2 separate regions of the Homo sapiens genome follow, and region 1 is linked to region 2. A link is a loop called in an ENCODE intact Hi-C map of the cell type or tissue named here. Cell type or tissue: A673. All regions are shown on one strand. Links, peaks and the distances in the headings refer to the core of each region. The heading gives the core; the rest is flanking DNA. Region 1 has its middle 32 kb from the start of SPATS2L. Region 2 holds the start of LINC01792 (long intergenic non-protein coding RNA 1792).

Region 1 (2,922 bases), core at 293-2,792, 460 kb before region 2:
TTTTTGTTTATTACCATCCCTTCCTTGGAGAACCCACCCCTTGCATATGTGGTGAGATTCTCATAGAGCTATTATCACACAGCCCCACCTACTTTGGCCATAGGAGTGGGCACATGAGTCAGGGTATTCAATCATGGCTCTCAAGGTGTAGTGCTTGGTCTAGAGATGCACATGTGGTCCAAATAGAGCCAATCAAAGTCCATTTCTGGGACTGCCATATGAACACAGTAGAGACAGCTATTTTTTTTTACTGTGATTTCTAACCAGGTACTACGGGAAACTTGCCCACCATGTGTTGTTGATAGGTGCAGCAAAGCAAACCACCATGGCACACGTATACCTATGTAACAAACCTGCATGTTCAGCACATGTATCCCAGAACTTAGAGTAAAATAAAAATAAATAAATAAATAAATAAAATGCAAAAGAAAAAAAAAGTAAAAGTTAGGCTGAGTTCTGTTGCTTAGAACCAGGAGTCCTGACTTAAAAAAAAAACAAAAAATCTGTGTTGCCCTTAAACCTTCCTGGTCATCAGTGAATGAAGCTGCTTCCTTAAATCTCTGAGGTGACAAAGCACAAAGCAGAGGGCCTGGAGCAGAGCCTCTGCTCTTCATTTGCTGTACCCCATAAAAACAGCTATCTTGGATATGAGTTCACTGTGTCTCCCAGGTCTCTTCCGGAAGGATTTGGAGCAATCTCTGCCACTTTCGGGCAGTATCAAGGATGTTGCTGAGGGCAGCATCTGTGGAATTCTAAGTATCCAAGGCAGTCTTCACCTCCCTACTAGCAATTTAAGCAGTTTTTCCATCAGGTCTTAGGACTTGACCCTTTTTCTTTGCTCTGGTTCTCTACAGATACTGAGCAATGACTTGAGATCACTGACCTAAGGTTTCTACCTCCACAAAGAGCAGTATTTCAGCTCACTCTTCTTGGTGATGAATAAATTGACTTCCAACTATGAATAATCTGAAAATAAGCATTTTGTGGACTCTCACTGACCATTGTTAAATCGGTAAGTCATTAATCAATTTCAATTACCTGGCACGATGAGAGGGTGAGGTCTGAAAACTATTGTCATGGGTGATATGTGGTCTATGGTTTCTGAGTCTGAAATTCGGTTACTTAAAACACATGCAAAAAGTAGCTGAGGTTTCAGCCTCACAAGCTCTGATAATTTACCACTAAAAATAAGCATGTGCTCAAGAGACAACTACTATGTAAACACTCTCAGAAAGATTTTTCAGCATCTGCATACAGAAGCTGTCATCCTATACCCAGAGAAGCTGAGGGCACAGCACACAAAGAACGCTTTATCTTTGGGGGAAGCCAGCATCTGCTGAGCATGAAGCAAAGGCAGGACAAAGGACTGCTTCTCTTATTCAGGCAGAGAAATGAAACGTGATTCATTGTTTTGTCTTAAGCAGTTGCACATTTATTGTTCCAATATTTAGGGGCTAAATATTGGAGCTTGCCTTTCATTAGAAACTTAAGGCCTATCTTGAGTATCAAAGGTGCTTATTGAGAAGCAGAGATGTTCAACATGTTTTGTTCTCACTGAGTACGCAAGGCCATGTCCAGCATACTACTTGGCACTTAGTAGGCACTTAATTAACTGCATTTCTCACCCATCTTTTTATTAATACTGTTTTACCTTCCTTTTAGCAAATATGACTTATAAAAGTCAGAACTATATGGCAGGTAAATTTGGACACGAACACTATAAAATCAAAAGACTTTTTCCTTTACCTTGGGATGATTTTAAATCTCAAGTCCCCTCACTCAGGGTGTATTTGAAATATAACAATATATGTACAGCTGAGCCATGAAATTTTTAGCATATGAAAAACAGGACACACATTTGTGCATGCTGTTTTGTCCCCACCAGGATTTGCAAAGGGAGGGTGAGAAGAATTGACTGAAAGAACAGCTGTTTAGTGAGGCAGGAAGTTGAAACTATTTAACTTAAAATTAGGTTTGGGGATTATCTGAGGTCTTCAAAGAGTGATACGATTTGTATTCTTCATTATCACAAGTAAATAGGAGTAGGAGACTGTAGTGTGTGTGAATTTACTGTGTTGCGACAAGGAAGCCTCCAGAATCATCAATTCATGGATTTATGGGTTTGGAATGTGAATTTTTGCCATGGATCTCACACTCTTCGTGATGATGATGAGTTGCTTTGGCCGACCCATCTGAGACACAGAAACTCCTGCCAAGATGAGGAGGTTGGGGAATGATATGTGGATGGCAGGGAAAGCCATGCTGCTTGAAACTCTACTTACTCTGCTGGTTTGCAAGTCTGAAAGCCTAAGCTTGCCCCACAATATAGGTCAGACTTCCCAGAATAAACCAGCCTTCCAGCTGAACCTCGCTCCTTGCCAGCCCACCCTGGCCCCATATGCTGCCAGGTTATTCACATCTACTACAACTAGATGTTGTAGTGAAATACTCCAGGCCTGAACTTGAGCGTTCACAGGCATCTTTTAAATTTAGGCAGATGGTTTAGTTTCTTTTCTCTTATTTTGAGTTCATTTATGGTTTTGTGATTTTGTATAATTACACATAACATTAACTAAGGAGGAGTAAGGTTTTTCATGGTTCCTAATTATCTAGGGTCTGATTCTTGCTTTTAGCACTTACATAATTATAACTGACATTTCTGGCTAACTCCTTTCCATTCTTGCTCCCTAAATCGGAATTTATGAAGACTATCCCTTAATTCTAGTGCTCAGTAAGTCTTGTATAGGGAACTTAATGTCAGAAGCCCAGAATTTTAGAAACAATTCTGTGACTAATTAACTCCATAGACTTGAGTAAGTCCTGGACTCTAAGACCTTATGATGGTTCATTTTACGTGTCAACTTGAGTGGGCCATAGTGCCCAGATATGTGGTCAAACACTAATCTGGATGTTTCTGTAAGG
Region 2 (2,922 bases), core at 252-2,751:
TCTCCTGCCTCAGCCTCCCGAGTAGCTGGGACTACAGGCGCCTGCCGCCACCCCCATTTAATTTATTTTGTATTTTAGTAGAGGCGGGGTTTCACCGTGTTGCCCAGGCTGGTCTCGAACTTCTGAGCTCAGGCAATCCACCCACCTCGGCCTCCCAAAATGTTAGGATTACAGGCATGAGCCACCGCACCTGGCCAGTTTTTATCATATATAAATTCCTACTCTCTTATTATTCATTTCATCTCATTTCTTGACTCTCATCTTTTACACTTATTTTAATGATTTGACTATTGTATTTGTATTTAATATGAATGCTTTCTATAAATAGACTCATGTAAGGCTTGTTTAGGAAATAAGTGAAATTGAATTAAATACGTATGTCTAACATGAATCTATTAAGTTTCTCAGCAGATGAAAAAGACCTTCCTTATAACAACACTTGTCATACCTGAAGAACATTATTTAGCCAGTTCTTAATCTTCTCTTTACCAGAATTGATCACAAAAATTTTAACTCATTTTTAGCTTTTGAAACAATGACAAGTTTACAGAAAATTTGCATGTACAGTACAAAGAATTTTTTTTACCCTGAATCATTTGAGAGTAAATTGCTGACCTAATGCCCCAAACCCCTGAACACTTAAGAGTTTAGTCCTACACACTATACAATATACCCATCAGAATCCAGAAATTAACAGCAGTTCACAACTACTATCTAATTATCAGACTCCATTCAAGATTCGCCAGTTGTCCCAATCAAGTATTTTATAGCAAAAATATTCAATACAGAATCTCACTTTTCATTTAGTTGTCCTGTCTCTGAGGTGTCCTGGAGCAGGAATCAGGTCTCCCCTCTCTCTTTGACATCATGACTTTGACACTTCGGAAGAGTTTGGCCAGTTATCTTGTCCAATGTCTCCCATTTTGAGTTTGTCTATTGTTTTGTCGTGGTTAGATCGATGTTATGAGTCTTTGTCAGAATATTACAAAAGTGACTCTGTGTTCCCCTCATGGCATCCTGCCAGGTGACACATGACTTCAACATGTCCCACTTGGTTAAGATGGTGTCTACCAGGACTCTCCACAGTGAGGTGGTTTTTCTCCTTCTGTAGTTAATAAATATTCTGTGGGGAGATACTTTGAAACTATGTAAATATATTGTTCCTCATTAAACTTTCTGTTTATTTTTTATTATTATTATTATTTTTTGAGACAGACTCTCGCTCTGTCGCCAGGCTGGAGTGCAGTGGTGCAATCTCAGCTCACTGCAACCTCCACCTCCCAGATTCAAGCAATTCTCCTGCGTCAGCCTCCCGAGTAGCTGGGACTACAGGTGTGCGCCACCACGCCCAGCTAATTTTTGTATTTTTAGTAGAGACAGGGTTTCACCATGTTGGCCAGGATGGTCTCGATCTCTTGACCTCGTGATCCACCCGCCTCAGCCTCCCAAAGTGCTGGGATTACAGGCGTGAGCCACTGCGCCTGGCCAACACTCTTTTTGTTACTGCCATTCTACCCCTCAGGTCCACCCCACAGCCTGTCCAATTAGCTATGTGAGTTAACTGCTCAGTTTGGTCTCTGCAAAGCAGAGCTAAAACAAACAATGCGCCTTCCTTTAGGGCTCTTAAAATTAAAGCATGAGTACCCTCTAGTGGCTTGCAGGAAAGTTTCCACGATTCTCGAACTTTTCCTAAGTCCCAGATGAGTGAAGGACACTGGCAGGGGTGGGATGTACTGGAGCCAGATGTGTTCCCCACCAGCACACCCAGGAAATACATTTTTGCACAGCTGTAATTTTGACTTAAACATTTGTTTAAGGTTTGCATGCTCAATCATATGACCTACATGTTTGGCTCAGTATACATTTGTTTTCTCAAAATCTTTAGTATAGTGAGTGCTCCAGAAAGTCATTGCATGTTTACCTCATAGACCCATGAACTCTGAAAAGCATAGAGTTCCACTGAAATGCCCTTTCTGAGAATCAAAGTTGAAGTTCTTTTCACTTGCATTGGAAGAAACCTAGATTTTGTGACCAGAGATGGAATAAAATATGAATAGAACCACATTAAGTAGAATGTTCTCAGTATAGCCTGGCAGAAGGTGTGTCGTGCCTAGCATGAGGTGACATGGTGATGTGTGCAATGGAAATGGAGTTATTTGGCTTCAAACTGTGTTTGAACTCTTATGAGGATTCAGGCAATAGAGCAGACAGGGATACTTCAATCCCCACTGGGGTTGAACTGCCCTTTTCCCTCTGTGTCAAATAAGAGGTGGTGATGCTGGTCTATGTGATGCTTCTGACCTTAATAATAATTATGTTTTTTTGTTTCTGGTTTCTCCTCCACTAATAAGGCTCTGGGTCTTCTCCTTAGGGAGAAGGAATTGTATGACTGAAAAAAAAAAAAAAAAAAAAAAAAGCTTGATTTTCCTAGTACTCCTGCAACGATAAGGCAGGCCAGGACCTTCCAGAAGTTAAAAAACAGGCTCCACTGAAACCTGTGATAAGGAAGCAACAGACCATCACTGATGGGTCTGGGATGAAATTAGATCCCCTGTTACAGAGTACATTTTAGGAGACGCTAAAACAGAAACAGGGTGAGAACTCCAGGCTGAGACATTCCAGCGGGGAGGGATAGTTTAGATTTGTTTAGCATAAGGATAACAAGGAGCAGCTCATGGTTCCCTTATCAACTAAATTAGCTGAGATTACTGAGGCAGCGGGGTGTTGCATGAGTATGCTGGCAAGGTGGGGGAGGTGTCATGCCAAGTACATTCTTAATATTGATAAAATACAGCTATGTAGGAGGGTGAAATATTCTCAAAGATTAGTCAACAAGAGATAAATCAAAGCCCAACCTGATAAAAACAGACTAACTGCAATTAGAACCAGCCCAGCTAGTAATGTCAAGTCACTCTACGTTAG

Evidence for each region. A loop is a pair of places that touch in the nucleus more often than their neighbours do. Peaks named below come from ENCODE experiments on the same cell type or tissue, not always from the same donor. Only the 100,000 strongest peaks of a DNase experiment are listed, where the experiment ranks them.
Region 1: it touches region 2 in a loop (3.0-fold over the local background); 1 of 110 quality-filtered maps calls a loop at or near these places.

Annotation. Positions count from the first base shown.
Region 1 is chr2:200,273,576-200,276,497 of GRCh38, forward strand. No RefSeq gene overlaps it. Among named protein-coding and RNA genes, the nearest start is that of SPATS2L, 32 kb to the right of the region's middle. In A673, for the core only: no CTCF peak of the experiment used is centred there; no DNase peak of the experiment used is centred there.
Region 2 is chr2:200,734,241-200,737,162 of GRCh38, forward strand. It overlaps LINC01792 (long intergenic non-protein coding RNA 1792), which reads right to left and starts at 937. Exons shown (of 3, transcript NR_037886.1): 1 at 797-937. It also overlaps the pseudogene AOX3P-AOX2P and the pseudogene AOX3P. In A673, for the core only: a CTCF peak has its summit at 1,650 (motif pointing left); a DNase peak (open chromatin) is centred at 1,631.